Regions from separate parts of the Mus musculus genome. Here regions 1 and 3 are each linked to region 2. A link is a loop called in an ENCODE intact Hi-C map of the cell type or tissue named here. Cell type or tissue: heart. All regions are shown on one strand. Region 1 has its middle 75 kb from the start of Zfp330. Region 2 holds the start of Il15 (interleukin 15). Region 3 overlaps Il15 (interleukin 15).

Evidence for each region. A loop is a pair of places that touch in the nucleus more often than their neighbours do. Peaks named below come from ENCODE experiments on the same cell type or tissue, not always from the same donor. Only the 100,000 strongest peaks of a DNase experiment are listed, where the experiment ranks them.
Region 1: a loop joins it to region 2, with 3 times the contacts of the local background. A loop is called at or near these places in 3 of 42 quality-filtered maps.
Region 3: a loop joins it to region 2, with 3 times the contacts of the local background. A loop is called at or near these places in 3 of 42 quality-filtered maps.

Annotation. Positions count from the first base shown.
Region 1 is chr8:82,695,204-82,703,203 of GRCm38, forward strand. No RefSeq gene overlaps it. Among named protein-coding and RNA genes, the nearest start is that of Zfp330, 75 kb to the right of the region's middle. In heart, no CTCF peak of the experiment used is centred here; a DNase peak (open chromatin) is centred at 4,218.
Region 2 is chr8:82,398,314-82,406,313 of GRCm38, forward strand. It overlaps Il15 (interleukin 15), which reads right to left and starts at 4,273. Exons shown (of 8, transcript NM_001254747.1): 1 at 3,987-4,273. In heart, no CTCF peak of the experiment used is centred here; DNase peaks (open chromatin) are centred at 448, 4,308 and 4,768; H3K4me3 peaks cover 3,397 bases; H3K27ac peaks cover 3,362 bases.
Region 3 is chr8:82,346,556-82,354,555 of GRCm38, forward strand. All of the region lies in intron 2 of Il15 (interleukin 15), which reads right to left. Among named protein-coding and RNA genes, the nearest start is that of Il15, 52 kb to the right of the region's middle. In heart, a CTCF peak has its summit at 4,878 (motif pointing right); no DNase peak of the experiment used is centred here; H3K27ac peaks cover 338 bases.

The sequences.
Region 1 (8,000 bases), 300 kb after region 2:
GGTCAACATTAAGCATCTTCCTGTCTCACTTCCTGCTTTGTTTTTGAGAGAGGATCCCTCACTAAACTAGAAGCTCACAGATTTGGCCAGACTGGCTAGCCAGTGACAGGACCAGAGTGACATGCCACTGCACCTGGCTTTCATGTGGGTCCTGGGAATCAAGCTTAGATCCTCATATCTGCATTTTATTAATGAAACAATCTCAACATCCCCATCTCTGATCTTTCATGGTAAGTCCAATCTATACTACCAAGATGAAGTCTCTGTAGAGCATTAGTAAGTAAGGGTTAGTTCAGAGTTCACATAAGCTAGACCCCAAGTGTACTGCCCACAAGAACAAAGGCTCTGTAAACAGCAGCAAATGCCACAAACAAGCTCACATCTCTCCTACTGAATTCTGCTTCAGGCAACAAGCAGTATGGCAATGCTCTACAATAAAACAACTGCAACTAAAATCCACACTTTTCATATAAACCCCCATGAAAGATACACATTTAAGGGGGGGAAACGTATAGACTTACCAATAAATAATTCAGAAGTTAATGTGGCTCAATAATCTAGGAATTGTTTTCAAATCTCAGAAGTATGTTATATCTATTCTTTCCTCATACATATAAATATATGTTACATATATTTACCAGGAGCTAAAGAGAACAAATTTTCTAAGAATACTTAGTCAAAGCTGAAATGACATGCAACACTGTCTGTTCGTTTCAGTGACACAATAGGCTGTTCTCTGTGTGACAGGATGCAGAGTGTGTGGGGCAGCTGCTGTTGCTTACTGTGTTTTGAGATGGGAGGCAGTCAGCTGATCATCTGGGGGTCAACTGACCATCAGAACATGTGTTCACATCCTGACCATTGTGTTCAGCCTAAAGGTGCCTCCACCTAAAGCAGGCCCTGCTTGCTGTCATTTTTCATGAGGATTTCTTTTATTAGAAACTTTGAAAGACAGGAGCTCAGTTGCTCTTCAGTGGTAGGGTACTGGTCTAGCATGACCAGAACCCTGGGTACCATCTCCAATATCACAGAAGGAAAAGAGCTTGAACAAAATAAGTTAAACTACTGTGGTTTGAATAGGTTTGGCCCCTTCAAACTCGTGTTTGAATAATTGGCCCATAGGGAGTGGCACTATTAGTAAGTGTGACCTTATTCAACTAGGTGCAGTATTGTTCTAGAAAGTGTGTCTTTGTGGGTGCTGGCTTTGAGGTCTTTGAGGTTTTATATGCTCGAGCTATGCAGTGTAGTACAGAGTCCCCTGCTGCCTTCCAATCAAGATGTAGAACTCTCAGCTCCTTCTCCAGCACCTTGTCTGCCTGCATGCCACCACGCTTCCTCCCATGACAATAATGGATTAAACGTCTCAATCTGTAAGCCAGCCCCAATTAAATGCTTTCCATTATAGTAGTTGCTACGGTCATGGTGTCTCTTCGCATCCATAAAACCCAAACTAAGACAAATACAATTTGTATTTCCTACGCTACCTGGTTGCATCTAGAATATTTCCATTTGCCATCTTCCAAGACAAGCCTTTTTCCCTAGAAATGACAAAGCAATGCCTGTGTCTGTTTGAAATAGCAACTGCTTCAAGGAGCAGTGTTCATGTTTACCATTGCACTGATACAGGATGAGAAATGGAGTGCTGTTTACATATATGTGTGCATGCAACTATAGCATTTGACTATGACCAGTTCATCCACCGTCTTTCAGTTACACAAACTCATTAGCCAAATTGTGACAAAATGCCTCTAGCTATGCCATACCAAGGATTAACACGAAGGTGAAAGGGGAAAGGTAAAATTCTCCAGGTCTGGGACCAACGCAACATCCCACTGAATGTGCATTCACATTGGAACCAGAGTCTGAGAGCCACTGCTCATCCACACAAGAACACAGTGCAGCAGCTTGTGTGGTGGTTAAAAATGGCACTCAGCTATCAGAAAGGAAACGCATAATGGAGCAGGAAGAGGTATTGGGGTAAAGCAAGCATTTTCTTTGTAGCATTTAATAATAATTCTCCTGAAATTATGCAATCTTTCAGTGCCTCAATTAACTCAAGTATAAATAAAGATAAGACTCATAGGGACCTATCTTACAAAGATAGCAAATCTAGATGTGAATAGGAATCTAGGCACTGAGAATAGGAACAATATTATTTTTTACTTTTTACTCCTTAAATCATTATTAATATGATTTAATATGATTATCATTATATATAACCTACTTGGGATTCTTCTTAAAATATTGTTTGATTATGTGTTCACTTAGTGTGTATGTGTGTGTGTGTGTGTGTGTGTGTGTGTGTGTGTGTGTGTGTGTGTGTGTGTGTTTAAGGGTCCAACTTATACCAGGACCTCCAAGGAAGTCAGAGGACAGCTTTAAGGAGTCTCTTATGTCCCAGGAACCAGAGAACAAACCCAGGTCTTCAAGCTTGACCACAGTTCCTTTACCTACTGTGTCAGGTAACCCACCCACAGTCTTGTGTAAATAAAAGCTGTTTAGATTAAGTTATACTGATATGCTGCTTCTCCTTTCAAAGCATAAAACATAAAACAGGCAATTACTATATGGGTAACTTCACAAGACAGCCAAGCCTCTGTCGAGATAATATATTCATTCAAATCTGTTTATGCTGAGATGTTAGCACGCATGAGCTTGCGTTTATTAGTCTGACCCACTGACTAAACAGCATTAGCTGTGTCATACAGTACAAAATCAGGAGTGCACCAGGAGATGACAGGATTAAAAGTCTCCCTAAACAAAAACAGGCCAAAGAAGAGTTGAAAGTTCCGTTCCAGGGAGACCTTATCCTGCTAAATATACTTTTTATCAGACTGTCAACAATCATGGCTAATGGAATTTTTAATGATCTATTGAAATCTGACTGACAGAAATAAATAGCAGTTCCTTATAAGCTCAGCTTAAACATTTAATTAAAGGTGCAGAGCACAAGTTGCATACTTTTTAATCCAGTCCCAAAGCAAGAAGTCACAGATGTCCTTTTATTCATAACTGAGCACATAACCAGGTCTCCAGAACAATGTGCTCACTGGCAGTCATCCAGGGTGTCCCAGAGCTGGCCATTTTCTCACCGGACACAAACCCTCACTTGGCTGAGTTAGAAAGCTGAGAGCAGAAACTAAAAACAAATCAAAGCATCATTTTCAGAAGGTTTTTCAAACTTCATTTTACGACTTTGCATCAGCCCTCAATTCCTAAAACATCATCATTTTGCATAAAAACAGTTTTGAGGCCTACAAGGTAAATGCATCCAGCTCACCAAGCCCAAGTTCAGGCCCAGAACACACACAGTAAAGAACCAAACCAACTCCCACAAGCTGTCCTCTGACCTTCACATTGATGTGCACATGGTGGTTCATCCACACACGTGCACACACACACATGCACACACACACATATGCACACTCGCGCGCGCACACACACACATGCACACACACACACTTTGTTGGGTTTTTTTCCCATTTAATTCAATTTTGTATTTCTTGGTTGTTTCTCTTAACTTTCAGTTTAAACACTGGGAGTGTGTCTTCTTCACCCAAGATCCAAATGAGGGCTTATCATATCAGAAGAAATACAAGATGTCTGCTCTGTTGCTCAAATGGCTAAGTAGCATAGATTTTAGTTGTCAATGGACAAAGGATAGTAACCATTTATGATATTATTCATGTAAGTATCAATTTATCTCTTTTTAATGGCTGCATGACCTTTCCAGTGGAGGAACAAATGTTTGATCACTATAGTCAGGACACCAACAGCAGGTGGCAATAATGATTCAGCCCAAGTCTAGCCTGGAGAACTAATGACTTTATTAGCGTTGCTTACAGAAGCATGGGTGATATATGAGTTACAGGTGCATGGTGACTCGAAGGCAGCTGCTCACCAGAAACCCTAACCAGATGTGGGAGACCTCTCAAAACTCACAAAAGGTATATTCCTGAAGCTCTGTGGGCAGCTGTGGGCAGCTCTACTGAAGAACACCCACTTCCTACAGCAGAGGTTTACTGGTATCCTGAAGAAGGAGACTATAGCATGGAGCAGGAGCCTACAGCCTAGAGGAGGAGCCTATATCCTGGGGGAGGAACCTAGAGCCTGACAGAGGAGCCCACAGCCTGGAGAAGGAACCTAGAGCCTAGGGGAAAGGAACCTCGTGGATTTTAGTTTAATGTTCTGAGCTTCCTGAGACTTCTGAGTCTCCTGCCTCCCCCACTGTAGGAAATATTTGAATGCTGAGGTAATAGTTGCACAAAACATCTGATTTCCTGCTATTTGTTGAGGAGCTGGACTGTGTGCCAGTCCATGCCAGGTGAGCATGATGGCCTAGTTCCCTCCTGTATCTTAAAGCCTGGAACAGCAGAGGGGAATATGTATCCATGGTTACAGTGTGGAGCTATGCACGGGACTCTGGGAAATTCAGACCCAATCCCAAATGCGGGGGTCAGAACCCTGCCTGAAGAAAGAAGGTGAACTCCTTGAAAGCTATGGATATTGACAGGTATTTACAGTTATTATGAAATCCATAAAAGCTACTACAATGGTAAGATAATTTGTTTGTATGCTATGTTCAATAGTAATTTTAAAATACCATCCTGTATTAGCAAGGGTTTGGGGATAGGAGAAACAGTCTGATAAAGTATTAGTAAGACTAAGAAAATATCATTACAATACTCCATATGATATGGAACTATATTTCAAAAACAGTTTTTAAAAGATGTTATCTTTTTGGCCTGCTCAAAATTTCAATTTTAGATATTTACTTAAGAAAAAATAAAACTATGGACCAACATTAACTTCATTGCCATCTTAAGAGTCTGGTACACTTGAATAAAAAAAAAATCTCTCCACAAGCTCAGGTGCTGAACAGTTAGTGCTCTGGCAATTGCACGATTTTAAAGTTTTGGAAATTTTAGGAGGTGTGACTTAGGTAGAGGAAGTGGTTACCAGAGGAATGCTTTGGAAAGTTGTTCTTGGCCCTGGATTAGGCTTGTTGCTCTCTATTTCCTGTCCACCATGAAATGAACATCTTACTCCTCCACATTCTCCCACTGCCAGCGTGTTATACCACCACACAGGACTGAGTGACCACTGGCGCCACCCTCTACACTGTGAGCCAAACTCATCTTTCCTCCTTTAGCTGATCCTCTCGTGTATTGTGGTCACAGCTGTGCAAAAATAACTACTGAGATGATTAAATGTATGCTAATAATTAGATACATAATAATTTATATGATGAAATACTGTTGTGCTCAAAGCATAGCTATAAGGAATGATTGTTGATGTGATGCATTTATAATATATGAGGCTGGTGCTGGCTAGTTTTATGTTAGCTTGACACATGGTAGAGTCATCAAAGAAAAAGGAACTTTACAAGCAGGTAAGGAACACCCCTCCGTAGCCTCTGCATCAATTCTTGTCTCCAGGTTCCTGTTCTGTGTAAGTTCCTGTCATAATGTTTCATCACAGCAATGGTAACCATGGTAACTGTAACTCAGATAAGCTCAAAAGAGAATATTGCAACTTATGCAATGCAAGGATCATTTTCTGTTAAGCACACACACAGCTCCAGAAAGATACACAAAAGACATTAATAAAGTTATCTCTGAGTAAAGAGATTATAAATTTTCTTTTGGAAGGCTCTTCTTGATTGTTTTTATTTTCAAAGTTTTTATACTAAAAATCGTATTCCTTTGATAATTACAAAACCAATGCTATAGGACCGAGACAAATATATTTGTTTTTAAATATTTATGATACCAGCCTTATCATACTTCCAAGGGAGAACATGCACTAAAAAGATTATTCATTTTTTTAACACAGAGAAAATTAGAGAGGTAAGAGAATGTTGTGTTTTTTAATTCGGGTCCTATAGAAAGCCATTGAGAGAAGAAAAGAACGATCTAGGGGAAAAACCGGTGAAAAAATGGAAGGTAGAAAGAGAAGAAAAGGAAAGAAATGAGGAGATAGAGGGAATGTGCATCTGAGCAGTAAACAGCTGGTGTGGTTAGGAGAACAATGGGAGATAGGAGGACTTCACAAGTACAGATATCGGGAGGTGCGCCTGCACACACATGCACACACGTGCACAAAGACAGACAGACAGAAAGACAGACAGACAGACAAAAACAGACACAGAGACAGACACCAGTACAGAGAGACAAACACACATACACACACACAGAGAGAGACATACACACATGGAGAGAGAGAGAGAGAGAGAGAGAGAGAGAGAGAGAGAGAGAAAGAAAGAAAGAGAGACCCATAATGAACAATTTTTATTTGCAGGAAAATTGATAGAACTGGAGGTTATAATATTAAGCAAAATAATGTGGGTTCAGAAAGACAACTATCATATTGAGGAACATGTGTATATATATGCACAGCTATGATATAAATAATATTTGAGAATGGGAAAGAGATTACTAGTAAGCAAACGAAGGTGAAAGGGAGAGTAACAGGCTGTAAAATTTAAACATTATGGCTTCACACACCTTGGCAAAGTCTGAAGTGATATTAAACTCCCCAGGGTGGAAGTTTTTATGTAGCCCCTTTTAAATTCCACTAAAGTAACTAATCTGTAAATTCAATCCAGTTTGAAATTTTCTGATACTATTCTTCTAAATTTAAATTTAATACACAAGAAACTGGTTTCAAGATCAAATCATACTTACTTAATATCCTCATGGCAGAATCTTCATGTAGAAAAGAGGAGCTGGGCTTTAAACATACGCCAGCTTTCACTTCCCTCTCTAGCTGGGAAAAATATTTCCATTCCTTCAGTTTTGTAGGACACTCCATCATTAGCATGTACACATTTCTCAGTAACTCTTTGATCAATGAGCAATTAAATGGGTTTAATATGTTGCAATGATCTACACATTATTTTGCCTGGGACTGAAGAACAGCAGCTAAACAGAGGGTCGAGCTAATGAGTTTTAAGCCAATGGGCCCTGTGCTCAACTGTTTCAGAAGACAAAGGTAGCACATTGTACCACATAGGCACCCAGTGATTTCCTAATGAGCAGGGGACATCATGCAGATTGCAGGACATAATGACATCACACACAGAGACACACATACACACACAAAGGAACTCTGAGGTCCTCTGAGCTGAAGTCATGACATGGCAGCTACATTCTTTGCTGAACCAGTTCAAGTCTGCTTTAGAATATAAATGAATGTGTTTAGATGATTGGATTATTTAAGTGGATTTTATGGATAGCAGCACCCAAATACCACTCCCCAAGTCTTAAATGCCCCCAATTTTCTATCAGGAGTTGCTTTTTTCTTGGCTGTAGAGTGGCAGAATGTGATTCCTAAAACCCAGTGACACCAATGAATAGCATCCCACCCTGCAGGAAGCACCCTGGAGTCTTCAGTCCTGGAGTCACTTCAGTACAGAGCTCCCAAGGGACTCTCCAAGCCAGCATGAGAACTCACCGCAGTTAGTTATGAATGAAGATTTTAGAAAAGAGGCAATGCCAACCCATCAGAAACTTTATTCAATCACACAAGCTCCCTGCCTCCTAATGGGCCTCAGTGTTTCAATATCCAAGGTGGTAACCAATTACCACTTCTTCCTTTTTTTTTTTTTTTTCATTTTGAGACAGAGGCTTCTCTGTATAGGCAAGAATGGCCTCAAACTCCTAATTAGTCTGCCTCGACCTCCCAAGTGGTAGAAGTACAGGTATGTGCCGCTGGCTGATTTTAGGTGTGGTTAACTTTAATGTGTGGGGTTTTTTTTCATGCAACTTTTTTTTTTACAATAAAGTTTAAAAAAGAAATATGGATGGAGACAAATAAATCAGTATTTATGGAATTAATTCTTACATAAAACACAGATAAGATTACATTGTCCTTAATGTTACGGTCAGATTAGAAAAAAATGAAATATATGAATTTTGAAAGATTGAGCCGGGGCTGGTGAGATGGCTCAGTGGGTAAGAGCACCCGACTGCTCTTCCAAAGGTCTGGAGTTCAAATCC
Region 2 (8,000 bases):
GCACACTATCACTTGACAAAGGGGAGTAAGACACAATAACTAAAGGAACTAAAAACCTACACTCACTATGTGTAGAAGGGATTTGACAGATGAGCCTGGTTCTCCTTTCCTGATGCCTGAGGAATGACCCCCAACACACACACACACACACACACACACACACACACACACACACACACACACACACACCTATAACCCTTTCCCAACATAAACCATAAAATACAATTGAAAAAACATACATTTATGAAGAATTTCAGCAGAGAGACAGTTCCTTGATCGCCTCAAAGCTTGGTCATGATTTCTCAAAAGCTGTCAAGTCTTTCACAGTTCAACTGGAAAGTTCAAGAGTAAGCTGTCCATCTAGAACTGTGACTCAATGTTATTGGCCGCCAACAACATTGCCAGGGCCTCTTTCTGTTCACAACAATGAGTTCAGCTCCCTTCCCCCACCAGTCCTGTGGTCATTTCTTCCCTAGGCCCCACCCTTGGCCATTTTCAGTTTCTATTTCTTCATTTGGCAAAATAATTTTTTATCATCATCCTAATGTGGTCTGTGACCTCTCAAGAAGACAGAAGAGATCAACATTTGGAGAAAACACCCATCTTTTACACTCAGGTACATAGATCACCATCATACTGTCTAGTTCCGTGCCCTGTAGCGGGATAAAGCACTTAAACACACATGCGTACAACACTCGAGTCTCCAGACAGAGAATGTGTATGATCACTGCTAATCAAATGGCTCAAGTTACCTCACTTTGCTAATTCTGACCTCAGCCACTCAACTCCTTAATTTTCTTTTGACTTTTATCATCATGGTGTGTGTCTGCACGGTGGCGGTGACGGGCTCATGTGGCATGGCACATATGCAAGTGAGGTCAGAGGACAACTTTATGGAATGAGTTCTCTTTGCACCTTTGAACTCAGGTCACCAGGCTTATGTAGCCAGCTCCTTTACTCACTGGCCAAGCCACCTCACTGGCCCAGGATAACACTTTAGAAAGGGATAACATTGTTTAATATACAGCAAAATAATCAGTCAAATGATGGCCAGTGTCTGCTTCCTGGCAGAGATGGTTTTGTGTGTGTGTGTGTGTGTGTGTGTGTGTGTGTGTGTGTGTGTGTGTGTGTTTCCTTTCTCACCATACTAAACACAAAGAACATGACAACCTACAAAATGAGCATTGGTAAGAGTGAGCCTTAAGCTCAGCAGCAGATCCTACTCCACTAAGGAGGGACGGCAGCACCACCATTACCGTTTTCCTTTCAGTACAGTAGGAATAAACGTGGAATGGCATTAGAATTCAACAGGACTATGCCTAAGACAAGCTGGCATGGTGCCTTCCTCTTAGTACTTTCAGGTTCACACTAGGTTCCTTCTGAACATGTTGTTTTACTTCAATATGTTAGGATTTCTAGGCTAACATTGATTTTTCCATCCAACTCTAATCCAAAAACAATTGCAAATAGCCCTTCTATCTCCTGACAGCTGCTAACATATTCACAAACACACATATACAAATCTATAGGATATATCAATATATGTATAAATGCATATGTAATTTTGATATTAGTTAACTGAAACACCATAAAATAATTCTTCATCGATTGCATGCCATTTCTCCCTAACAACACTCACTTTCACTCAACACCCTGATAGACTTTTTCCTCCCACCAGTGCAAAGGCAAGCACAAGCCTCACACAATGTTGAGTTGCAGCCTCAGGTATGATGTAATGGGAGATTCTTCTCCTCCTATCTCTCTTTGAGTCCTAGCTTCCTGTGTGGATGGATGGAATGAGAAGCAGAGAGATTCAGATACAGAAGTCAATCCAGATTTACCCATTATGAGTCATTATTTTAAAAATCTGATACATATTAGGCAGCTATTCCCATTTAGAGATCATGAATTTCTCTAAGGGATCAAATGCATACAGATATTATGTGATTATAATCCTTAAATATATAATTAATAATATCAGCTATAAAAGTAATCAGAAGCCAAAATTCTAGCAACATTGGCCCAAAATAAATTAGTAACTGTCACTGTCAAAACTGTGGGGAAGCTGTTGAATAGGAAATTCTTTCATTTTTATCAGCATTGCAATCTTAGCTCTGTCTGGGGTGGAAGAGATTAACCCTCCCAAGACCTGTTTCCCTGCAAATGAGTTACTCTAGCAAATGTGCCATACACACGAATATTTATAAACAGATGTCTAGCATGACACTCTCTAAACACATGTGCACTTAGAACAATATTGGGGGGTTAGAATTTAAGTTGTTGACTGTTATTTATGTAACAGGCTGTGGGATGAAGACATTATTTCCTGGGTTGTGGTTAACCAGCATTCAGAAGAAAAGTTACATAAACAGAGACCAGATTCTAAACGTTTTAAAGCCTTGGGTCAAATATCCATTTATAAAAGCTGATTGGTGTTACAAATAGTTCCCTCAGGAAAATCCACAGAGCTCCTTTTTTTTTTTTTTTTTTTTTTTTTTTAGCTTCCCTGAAATCACAGAGCTGAAATCACAGAGCGGCAGCACACACCTCAGATGAAGTGCTTCCCAAGGTCAAAATTCTGCTTCCAAATTGTTTCAATAACCTTAAGCCATTTTGCTAAAACTCTTCAAAATTAGTTTATATATATATATATATATATATATATGTATATATATATATATATATATATATAAATCTGTGTCCTTGACAAATGTTATATTATGCAATATAGCCACAGACACTTCTTAGAATTGAAACAAGATTTAACTAAGAAAGCACCATTGTATTTTTCCTTTAACCCACCAGCAATCTGCAGGAAAATTCTAAGAAGCAGCTTCCCACCGCACTGTACACTGCCTCTGCCTGCCAATCAGCAGCCAGCAGTAATATCTAAACTACTAGAAACCTGTCAGGGATCTGAACTAGGGAAAACCTGACCCCCTATCATGTTGCAAAACAGATCACAAGGCAAGAGGAGCCATTAGAGTGAGAATGGGACTGCAAACTCCCAGAAGGGAAAAGGGGAAGCATAAAGATCAGAGGAGAAGCAGACACATTTATAACAAGCCTGAAGCAATTTCTGACCCTTCCACATTTTAAGTAAAACTCCGGAGTTTGTTGTTGTTGTTGTTGTTGTTTTTTTATTCTAAAAGCCTAAAATAACTATAGTTTTGTCTCTACTCCTTTATTAATATTGATGTTCCCTCTTGAGTCGCTTCTTTCTTATCAATCCCTCTAAACTTCCTTTAAGAAATCCTTTAAATTTTAGTGAGCATTCAATGTTGATAAGGATCTAACTTGAGGCAGCAATCGTAGTAATCTGTTTATTTACCGGCTCAGACTGGAGAGTCCTGGCAGGTCAATGGGGCCTCCCTGGCGCCACCAATGAGAGTATCAGAAATCAATTTAAAATCACCAGTGGAAAGTAGCTGCTGCCAATCACCTCATTTCCATTTCAGCTTCTGCGGGACTCTGTCTCTGGTTCTGTCTGAAACCTGTCAGGACGCTGCCTGGTTCTGTCTGGAACCTGGATCATTAACATTGTTTGGGCATTAACATAATATTAAATGCAGGGGGGAGGGGCTATAGACATTCTTTTGAGCTTCCCTTTCTTGCAACTTTGCACTCTCCAACCCACTTGAAAAAGTTAGCTGGGTTTTCATCTAAAGCCCGCTTGAGTGAGGATTTTATTTCAGGACAATCTTCCCCGTTGCTTCCCTTCAATCTGGTATTTCATACAGACAACTGCTTTGATTAAGCCTTGAGCTAAGCTGTTGCTAATACAGACCCAGACCTATGGCCATTCCTGCACATTTATTTCCCTAGAAAACGCATCTTCAACAAGGAAAAGGTGAGTAATTTTTGCAAAGGGAGAGAGGAGAGAGAGAGAGAAAGAAAGAAAGAAAGTCCATAGCAGCCATCCATTCGCCGGGGCCAGAAGTTTGAAAGAATGTGGCAAGCAGAGCCGAGTTAGTACCTTTCCTGACCTCTCTGAGCTGTTAGATGTGGAACTCAGCCTTCCAAACACAGCAGGATCCCGTCTTCGTCCAACTCTGCAACTGGGCGGGGGCAGTCCTGCCCTGGCAAGGTCCCTGCAGCGCGTAAGGAGATGCACTGCAAGTCTTTTGGGCGCAGAGAATTGGGAGAGACTTGCAGGAGGACCTGCAAGCTGCCCTACTCTGCAAGGGGGAGGATGAAGAAGAGAACTCTGGGGAAGAGTGGCTGGACAGAAGGGGAATACAGTGCCACTGAGTATTGAAGTCTTGGTCAAGAAAGAGGGCGGGGCGGCCTGGCCGGCAGCTGGAGGGGAAAAGGGTGCCTGAGCAGAGCCAGAGCTGGGAGGGGCCCGGGGCGTAGGCTTTCGGAAAAAAAAAAAATTCCATTGTTGATCCACCACCACCAGCACTACCACCTCCCATTCTGTACCTCCATCGGGTTCTGGTTGAAGGGTGCAGGATGCAGGGCAGCAGCCAGCGGGAGCAATCAAGGCACAAGGAGCGAATCAGCTGGGGTTTCCCCGGTTTCCCCCAGTGCTTTCCAGCCGGGGAGTCCCAACCCCAGCTAACAGAAAAGTGAAAGAGAAAGAGCCCAAGCTGAGGCGGAGATCAACACCCTGGGGAGGTTGCGGGAGGAACACATGGTCCCGGCCACCTTACCAGGTGCCCACATGATTCTGCCACTGCCAGGTCCCCAGGGCGCAGAACCTGAAGGGCAACTGAGAGCAGAGAGCAGTCTCCTCCCCCTGGGCAGTTGGCCACAGCCTCTGTGTGTCCTGGAATGCCTTTGCCTCTGTGAAGTTTCAAGGAGTTGGCCTGAGTTCACAGGTTGCTTGCATCTACAGCAACTGGCCTTGCAGGGAGGCAGTTTGGCTTCCCCATAGAAGCCCGGAGGAGATCTGGACAGAGACTGTACCGGGAGGAAACGGAAAAGGACCTTGGGTCTGGAATGGGCGGTCCTCCAAAACAACCCTTGACCTGCTGCAGAGTCTGGAAGAGGGAAGTTTCTTTCTGAACTCTTGCTAGGAGGGGCCTGTTTGGGAACAGTAAACTTCCACTAAATTGACCCCTCTTGGGTCATTTTTCCAACCTAATTTGTAGCTGAATGTAAAACATTGCACATGTCTTTTGATGGGAAACAAGGCGTGGGTAAGGCAGCATCTTTAAGTTGGAAATTAGGAGTGATTATAGTGAGGAGGAGTTAACCATGTCAACTGTGTGTCTATTCCAGACAGTCCGAGAGCCCGGGGTCCCAGCTTTGGCATTCAGATGAATCATTGAAAAGACTCAGTGGCTTGCGGTTCCCAAAGCTTTTGAGAAAGCCAGGAGAAAACGATGAGGCCCTTGGCACCTAGTTAAACACAACTATGTTCTGTGTTTTTGTGTATTACATTAAAAAATGGTAAAAACTAGAATATTTGAACGACTAATTATTAACTGTGTGTGGCATTCCACATAAAATCATTGTAATGGGAAGTTTGTTCTCACACACTTATCTTGTATCCCTTCAAGGTTTATATTTGAAACAATAATGCATGTTTTGGTAACAATCACACCAAAATTTACTTATAATAAAAATCGTGAAAATGTGTATTTTACAACCATTTAAAATTTTACTACCATTATAAATTATATTTAAAGAAACATAAAAATCTGACTGGAGAGATTGCTCAGCAGTTCAAGAGCTTGTTGTTCTTGCAGAGGTCTGGACTTCCATTCTCAGGACCATACTGAGATGATCCACTAACAGCTGTAACTCCTGCTCCAGAGGATCCAACAGCATTGGTCTCCTGAGGGACCTGCACTTACACACACACACACACACACACACACACACACACACACACACACACATACAAATACATTTTTAAAATCAATATTCTTTTTGTACAGGATAATACAGTGAATTGTCTTGAACAGCTTCAATGAGTTTCAAACCCAACCACTTTTCCATTTCACACTGAAGCCCTGCTTCGTGAAATGAGCATGCACTATAAAAATAGGCCAGAAGCTGGACTGAATTCCATCACAATGATGTACTAGAAGTGAACATCACAGTATGTGAGTGATGTAGAGGTGAGCAAGTAGGTCAATATCTCATGCCTCAACTTGGACCAATACAGAGCTCTGTGTACCCCGGCAAGGTGATTCCTTTCGCATCTCTCCAGATCGCCCTATGTCTCCTGTGTGCTGTTCAACTGGTAGAGGAATCACATGACCATCAATAAGACACTTCATGGACTACACCCAGTACCTCCATGCAGGGCTGGTTGCTGCTTTGGCCAGAACATACAATGCATCCCAGTTGTCCGCTTCTGTCCACGTGCTCTAACTGAGGCAGCTGCTTTTAGCAGATGTTCACCAGCCCTAGGATCCAGACCCTGCTGGTCATCCTCAGGACTGATCAGGCATCCCTGCCTAAACAATACACTTTTATACCATGCAGTAGTAAATATTCTGAGCCACCAAGTATTAAATATTCTGAGCTACTGGAGAATTTTCATAATACTTAGGAAACTTAAGAGTGTGCTTTCCTCATGAGATGAACTATACAGAGCACTCTAAGTATATGAAAAACAATTAACTGGCCTTTAACTGCTGATCCCACTTCAGATATATACAGTAGGTTTCAAAATAAGATGGTAAATGATATATGAGGCATTTATGCATTTGTGGTAAGAATAATGCTGATGACAATGAAGTCAATTAGAGCATTGTTGCCATGGGATTCATTGTCCTACTATTGCCTCTCAAACATGCAGGGCAAATTTGTTTTCTTAATTACAAATATAAGAGGAATTTTTAAATAACTCACAAGTGCCCACAGTCCAGTGACATTCACTGTGTGGCATAATTTGTTTTGGTTGCATTCCACTCCAACAGAACTTTAATATATGCAGTTTGTACTTTCACTTGCCACAGGCACATTGGGAAGATATTGAAAATCACTCACACCAATGAACAAGTAAATTCCACCACATAAATTAAAAGAAAGACAAAGATTGATGGAATAATCTTGAAATTGCCTCAAGAAAACTTTGACAATTACAATGGGAGAAGGGATGAGGACAAACTAACTAAACTCATAGAAGAGGCCATGGCAGTCATTTTCAAAGAATGAACAAGAACGTCAGAGTTTGGGAAGTTAAATAAAACATCTGATGATTTCCCAAAGATTAACTTTGCTGTATTTAAAATAAATTACTAGATGGGTATCATGGCTCATAACAACTTGCTGGTGTTTAGAATTCTGAAACCATGGGGAGTGACAATTCTGGAATTTTGATTTCTTTAAAATAAATCACAGAAATATTATAAGAATATGCTTTCATTTTAATCCCAAAATGTAGTGATGTGGGGCTGCTGACAGTCTGAAGCAGCTAACAATGATTTACCTCCTGTTCTAGCAGAGGTGTGGTTTTGCCAGCTGCAGATAGTTTCTATGATTGTGTGAAGACATTTGGAATTTTGGCAACTTTTCAGAGAATATATAAATTCTAGAACCCTGATAGGCGGACACAATGGTCATTGGTTGTGATTTGTTAGTAGTCATGCTCAAAGAAAAAATAAATTAGATTCAAGGAGATCTCTCTCTCTCTCTCTCTCTCTCTCTCTCTCTCTCTCTCTCTCTCTCTCTCTCTCTCTGCCTCTTCTCTCCCCTCTCCTTCTTTCTATCTAGTGATATATGGTAGAACCTGGGGTATGAAGTGTGAAAAAAAGAAGAACCCACAAAGTAGCAAAAACCAGCTGCAATCAAAGAAGAAACTAGATTCACAGATATCTCTCTCCTTCATTCTCTCTTTATAGGAGGTGAAACCAGGGGAACAAAGAGTGGGAAAAAGAGGAACTCACAAAGTAGGTAAGACCAGCAGCAGACAAGAGTTCAAGGCATACATGGGTTACAGAATGAGATTCTTCAAAAAAAAAAAAAAGAAAGAAAAGAAAAAGAAAAGAAAGAAAGAAAGAAGAAAAGGAAAAAGAAAAAGGAAAAAGGAAGAAGAGAAG
Region 3 (8,000 bases), 52 kb before region 2:
AACAAATTGTGAGAGTTGCTGCTCTCCTTTCACCACTTGGGGATCTAGGAACAAACTTAGGCCATGAAACTGGGCAGCAAGGACTGTTACCTACTGAGTCATCTTGCTATCTTGTTTACACTCTACAGTGTATATTACATCATTCTTAAGAGAAAATAAACCTAACATTTACCAGGGTATGAAACAGTACACTAGACTGTGTGGCTAGTACAATGCTTCCATGAAGTCTTCACCCCACGTTCCCGTTCCCTGTGACACTGGCATTAGACTTCCCCCTCCAGCAGTGGTTCATTTATTAAACAGAGAGGCTGGTTTACACCTAGGGCTGACGTTTGCCCCTAAAGCCTAAGTCCCCTGAGCCCACAATGGAAAGTAAACGCAGCAAAGACTTGAGAGTCAGCCAGGGTTTCCCACTCAGCCCGCAATGACTTTTGTGAGGTCTGTTCTTAACTGCCTTGCTTTCATTTCAGTAAAGCTTGATTAACTTCTCCTCAGGACAACGTGTGTTCTTTGTCTGGAAAAGTGCTCTGACTGTAGTCTTTTTGCTAAGGACCATGGCTTTCCAGTTCACTGGTAACAAGAGCCTATTATGTTATCTCTGTGTTATGTCTGTGTATGCTCCAGGCATGGCAACCCACAAGTGACAGATTACCTGGAAAAGGCAGAGAAATGGATTAAAATCTGCGTATGACAAGTGAGCACAGACCAGAAGGGAGCAGGGAGCTTGGAAGTATTAAGGCCAGTGGAATGTGAAGCATGCCCTATTCGTTCCCTACATTGCAGGTCTTTATAGCAAAGTGTTATTTTAGCCCTACCTTGAGATATGGTCAGATGTTAACCATGAATGAGAACTGAAATAGTGTGAAGTTGGGGAGAAAGCACCTGAGCAAGACTATGTCCACCCAAGCGTTCATTTATGGCAGAAAAGTAGGAGATAACAGTTATCATTACTGTACAAATTAAAGTAATTTTCTACCAAGGGCCAGGTAATAAGTAGCACATACTTGGAAAGTCTTATGGTTTTTCTTGTAATTACATCAATGTCCACGATAGCTTGAAAATGGCGGCAGATGATGAATGGGGCTGCATCTCAGTTCAGCTTTGTCATCAAAATAGGTGGCTGGTGCCTCCTACTTACCAACTGAGAAAACAGATCTTCTGGCAAGCAAATATTTGCTTTGCTGATGACATCTGGCTTCTATGTGTCCCTTACTCCAGCTTCATTTAAACTTTACTTGTCTTGTAACTCATAGTGGCAGTTTTTCAGTCATTGGCAGTCTTAGAGCTGCCCTTGGAAGGCGTTAGTGGAACTCTACAGGAATCTCATCCAGTTCCCATCAGAACGAGCTGTTATAAGAATGCCAACCCACATTACTCTCTCACCATGTGCTCTCTCCTTCTTGTGTGTACCTTCACCATGGGGAAGCCACATATACCCCAACGGCACTGCGACCAAGTGACACATTAATGAGGTCACTTGGTGTTGTCCAACACTGTGCATTAAATATGCCTCTTTCCTTTAGAGGTGTCCAGCTTCAGGGATGTTAAATCTTACAGTTTTTCACAAGATAACAACAAATGATCAGTTAAGATGTTTAATATTTTTTATATGTCATCTCTATAAAGATATGCAGGCCTGCACACATAATTTCAATATTAACATGGAATCCTCTTTCTTAGAGATCTGTGCAGTTCACTCTTGGTTATCAACTTGATTAACCTGCAATCAGTTAAGAAAAATGCCTATGGAAGGATCTGGGTGGTTGTTTCCTTTAAGAAGTGGGGAAGGTAGACCAGCATATATCCTTGGGGTGGCCTGAGGGAAAGCTGCTTTTTGCCTGCTTCCCTTCTCCCCCTGCTGGTGAACACATCTACTCTACTGTTGCCATTGCTGCTGTCATCCTTCAATGACATTGGATGCGGCTTCTTCAGTTTTCCAAAATGGACTCAAAAGGAACACTCCAGGCCTTGATTATTAGATCAGCACTTCAGAGGCATGTCGGTCTGAGCAGTTACCTCTCAGTGTGCAGGGTCCATTGAACTCCCTACTCCTAACTGTGTAAGCCAAGCTGGTAACTCTCCTTTGTAATAGTGAGTCATTCCATCAGTTCTGTTCTGTACAGAAATCAGATGACGCTAGATCCCAAACACTGCAGAAATTTAGGCCCATGGACCGTATTCCCTGTGTGCTACTACCTAGGCATGTTCCCAAGCATCTCAGAGGAAAGACCTGTCTCCCAGCCCTCTGCCTCATCTGGTCTTCTACCATTTTCCTCCCTCTTCTCAGGTATAATCACTCTCACAGTGGATTAAATTTGTTATGAAGAAAACAATAAACTGCATACAATATACAAATTACGTCTGAATAAGCATGCAATAAAATTTCATAGGCAGAGGGAGAAGCAACTTTATCATGGCACAAGAATAATAAGCAATATCAATACATGTTTCCAAAATAGAGGACGCTTTGGAGTCAAGTGGCCATATGAGGGAATAAACTTTGCACAGAAGCAAAGAGGTTATTGCGGGAAACCACTGCACCGTGAGACTCCTTGAATGATGCCACTCTCTGAAGAGTCACTGGTGGAAGTCAAGAGATACAGTTGTAGAAGTGTGGTGCCAGGTTGCCTGTGACCTTCACAAACAACCTGCAGACTCTGACTGAGTATAGTAGGCAGGAAAAACCACGGGATCCTTAAACAGTGATGCTGAGCAACAGTTGCACATGATAGGAATTCAATGCGGTATTTTAATAGTTCAACTATAAACACAGACCAGAAGTTTACTTCTCAGACAAACTGTGGCTCTAAAGCAACGAACAGCCCTTGTACTTGAATGAATTGTTTTACAACTCCTGGCTATCCATGCTCACTCTTCAGGGAAGGAGAACCTGTCAGTTCTGAAAACGAGTTTAGCTGAATGCATGTGGAGGTTACAAGTTAATGATTAACTAGTAAAGTACAGGGCTGTTCTCTAACAACTAAGACCCTTACATGCCCTCTCTCCATTTCTCCAACACACAGACCCCACAGAACCTCTACTGGGATGGCTTTTGATTGTTGCCTTCTTGTCTGAATTTCCAAACATCTCCTGCATCCTATTTTCCTGCACTTTAACCTCCACACTGAAGCTAAACATTAATCTCTCCACAAACCTATTTTCGGTAATTTAGATATCTCAGCAGAGATTGAAATAGGAAAGATTTGTCTGAAAATTTCTTATAAGCCCTCTCCTCCTAAAGATCTCTTTTGTGTCTCCACCATTACCTTCGTATTTTTATAAAACTATTACTGTAAGAACCAAACAAGGAAAACCTGGAATGGGTTCCTACATGTTCTTGTTCCTGCAGACTGATAGCAAGACCCCTCATTCTTGATACCAAGCCCTACTGATAGTGATACCCAAGTTTCTTGTATATTAGGGGAGAATACTTGCTCATATTTTAAAACATCTTTAAATTACCCATACTAACAAATTCAGTATAAATGCTATAGAAATGAATACACTAATGGTCAAGAAAAAATAACAAAGAAAAAAATCTGTGCATGGCCAGTGTGCTAGTTTGAATATGCTTGGCCTAGGGAGTGGCACTATTAGTGGCTGTGGGCTTGTTGGAATAGGTGTGGCCTTATTGGAAGAAGTGTGTCACTGTGGGCGTGGGCTTTAAGATCTTCATCCTAGATGCCTGGAAGTTAGTCTTCTCCTGTTTGCCTTCAGATGAAAATGTAGAACTCTCAGCTCCTGCTGCACCATGTCTGCCTGGATGCTGCCATGCTCCCACCTTGATGATACTGGTCTGAACCTCTGAACCTGCAAGCCAGGCCCAGTTAAATGTCCTTAGAAGAGTTGCCTTGGTTATCATGTCTTTCACAGCAGTAAGACCCTAACTAAGACAGTCAAATTTTTCTGCCAAATCTATTTGATCTGTGATTATTGAATCATGGCGTTGAAAGGGCCAACATCCCATAGCAGGTGGGAAGTGAGCCAGAAGTTCTTTAACTACTTGAGTAACTCTTTCCAGCTTCCTACAGGGATAAACAACCAAGAACAGAGAGAATCTGTACTCCACACTAACAACAGTAGCTACACCACATTGTCCAAACCCCTAACTTCTCAGAACTTTCCAGTATTGACTTTGCACTCTGAATGGACCACTGTGCAGAAGAGAGGAGTCAGACCCAGAACCTTATAGAGCCTCTATATGAAGCTGCACAACCTGTCAATGAGTCCTGATTCCAAAAAAGATACTTCTGAGAAATATGTTCTAGCTAGAAATATGTGATTACGATGGCTTTGATCAAATGTTTGATGGGGAAAAGATAATTCTTGATAAAAAGAAATTACGTGGAGAACTCAATTACCAATATTTTCCATAGTTATACTGTCTAACAAGGCTGGAGAGACGGCTCAGCAGTTAAGAGCACTGGTTGTTCTTCTAGGGGTCCTGAGTTCAATTTTCAGCAACCACATGGTGACTCACAACCATCTATAATGGAATCTGATTCCCTCTTTTGGCACACAGGTGTACATGTAGATAGAGCACTCATCTACATTAAAACAAACAAACAAACAAACAAACAAACAAATCCTGGGGCTTAGATTGTGTAATGAAAAAACTGACTCTAAGTTGTTCTCTGGCCCACAGTGACACACTTCTTCCAACAAGGCCATACCTACTCCACAGCTCCATAAGCTCCTGGGATACATATCCCATGGGCACATAAATAAATAAATATTGTCTAACAAAACTAGAAAAATTACCATTGTTAAATATTTCCCAGATTTTACATTTTCTTTTAAAAATCATATTATAATTGAAAATTTTTACTTTAAATTATATACAAGCATACATGAATGCAGTACCTGAAGAGTCCAGAAGATGGCATCAGATCCTGCAAAATTTAAGTTAAGGATGGTTATGAGTCACCTGACCTGGGTGTAGGGACCCGGATGTGGGTACTCTGCAAGAGCAGCAAGCACTCTCAGCTTCTGAGTCATCTCTCCAGCTTCCTCATTCCCCAAGACACACATCAAAATATTAGAAGTACATAAGCAAACAGCAAATCTGAGTATTGGTTTATTAGTAACTTATATGTGGTGGTAATAAATAATCAGTTTTACTTTTGTTGGCATCTGAACAAATATTCAGACAACTACAAGTTAGCAAAGTGTTTTTGAAAGGGAAAGTACACCCAAGAGCAAAGTCCCACATTAATAACCTCTTCCATACAGAAGAGCAGTTTTATTGTTCCAATGCTGTTTAGAGCTGGAAAAAAAATGTCTGCAAGACTCATATCTTATTTGATTTTACTTCAATAAATTTTTATATTAAATTGAAGTTTGTGGACAGTACACTGCCAGCAGACAACAATGACACTTGCCCTCAGCATCCACACAACTGATCGATGTTGGAGAATGGTTCTCTGCCTATAGAGAAATCTCCTTGCACTAACAGCCCTCAGTCAAGCTCCAAATGACTTGGCTGGAGCGTGCATGGAAACACTGCACGCATGAACAGCAAGAGTCTTCTGGAACAGTTATGGACCACTCAAGTGCTTGTCTTGTCTTGGGAGAAGTGATTTCGTAGCTTCCAATAGAGACAGACAACATAAAACTTATAAAAGGGTAAAAGACGTGGTACGAATCTGGTTGCCTCAGCTTAGCCCTTCAGTCACTCAGGACTGTGCCTGACTGAAATCTTATCAAGCAAATGACAAGAGGAGAAATGAAAATGTGTTTCCTGGCCATAGATAGCATTTGAGTGTCAGCACTGCTCATGGCATGGATGTACAAGGAAACAGCTTGTTGGGGTCACTAATTACTCTTGACTTATTTTCTTATTTTTAAAGAGAAATGCCTCTGTTGTTGGGTTTCCTTTTGAACAGCAAGTGTCTTGGATGGTTTTATGTCACCTTGACATAAGCTAGGATTATCAGAGAGGAGGGAACCTCAGCTAAGCAAATACCTCCATAAGATCAGAATGTAAGCAAACCTGTAGAGCATTTTCTTAATGTGTGATTGATGGAGGAGGCCCCAGCCCAGTGTGAGAGGTGCCACCCATAGACTGGTGAACCATCGACTGTGTTCAATGAGAACACAGGATGAGCAAGCCATTAGCAGACCTCTTCTACGGCCTCTACATCAGTTCCCACCTTCAGGTTCCTGCCTGGCTTTGAGCTCCTGCCTTGGTTTCCCTCTGTGGACTGTGATTCGGGATATGTGAGCCAAAGAAACCCTTTCCTCTAAGAGTTTCTTTTGTTCATGATGTTTCATCCCAGAAAAAATAACCATAACTAAGACACCAAGCAATCTGTTCCCAGACCAAATGAAAGATTGCTAAGAATTATGCTATCCTTTAAAAACGTTTCGGCTCCTTTTTGTAGAAGTTAATCAAACAGGCCAACTGCCAAGAAAAACTGAAAGGAATAAAATGTTTCATGACTCATTTTATAGAAGAATTTAAAGCATCAATACAAAACTGTTTGAAGGAAGAAAAGTAAGGAGGGAGGGAGTAGGAGAGAGTAAGAAAGGAAGGTAAGCAGAGAGAGAGGGAAGGAAGGAAAAAGGAAGGGAAGGAGGGAGAGCAGAGAGTAAGAGAGGAAGGAAGGTAGAAAGGAAGGGAGGGAAGGAGAAAAGAAGGGAAGGAAGGAGAAAAGAAGGGAAGGAGGGAGGGAAGGAAGAAGTGAGGGAAAGAGGAAGGGAGAGGAAAGAAGCAAAAAGGAGAGAGGAAGAAAGGATGGAAGGTAGGAAGAGAGGGAAGGAAGGTAAAAGAAAGGAAAGGAGGGAGGGAGGAGGAGAGGAACTATGTTGTAAGGGATATAGACACTTGGTCATACATCATTCAATTAGTATATAACATAACCACTATGTTGCTGAACTGTAGGACATCAGGTGTGCAGTGGCTCGTCCAGATATCACCAGTACCAGCATGTTAAGAGAGCAAAGCTGTGGCCATTCAAGGTCAAGAGAGGGTCTGTGAGATAGATCTGGGAGTGAGGGTGGAGCATGACTTTGTGTGTGAGAGACAGGGAGTGACAATGCAAGCAAGCCTGGGTCCGAGCTTAGGCATCTGGATCCACGTGCTTAACGGAACGGTTGTGGATTTTTTTTTTAAAGAAAGAAAATATTGGAACAAGAATTTGTAACATGGCAGAATTGAAATGAAAATATATTTGCCACAGTGAAATAATCTCCAAACCACCTGATAGATATTGGGGACTGTTTCATAGGAAGCACGTCTCAGCAGCTAGGTCTGGAGTCCAAGGGGACATGTTAAATGATACGTGGTTATTGTCATTTCAAATGTCCAAGTAAGACACCCAAAAAGGCTTGGTTGGTTTCCACGTACAGGGAGGAGAGATGCATAGACTGTGTTGTTCTTTCCTACAAGAGGCTGGTGGGGGAACAGTTCAGAGAGAGAACAGTGGGTGCTAAGATGAAGGCTATGTCCAAATACCCAAGTCAAACACGCCCTCAGTAAAAATAGCATGGGGAGCTTTGTTAGTTCATCGGTAGCTAACAGGACGGCAACACATAAAGATGCTTTCCGGCCAAATCTTATGAAAGCTTACTTTATAGGCAAGGCATAAAGCCATCTCCAGGAGGCAGCTTTACGAGAGTGCTCTCCAGCAAGTGTCTGACAAAAGCAGCCATCTTACAAGTCTCAGATAGTTTGAACAAAAGAAACAAAACCAACCGGCAACATAATATTTACCCCATAAACGCAAGCTCAGAGACAGGGAGGGCACACTTCTGAGCATGGGACTGGTGGCCTGTCACTCCCTGTCTCTCACAAACAGAGTCATGCTCCTCCCTCCAGCTACAATAAGGAACTGCTATCAAACTGGAAAACCAACACATCGGCTTCCAAAACACATGGCCTCCATGGTCCCCCCTAACAGAACCCTACAGCTTTATGAAGCCACGCACTGACAGAACAGCAATGGAAACAGAAAATAAAATCAAAATGAAAACATAAACAGCTGTTTCCCTTGCACCGT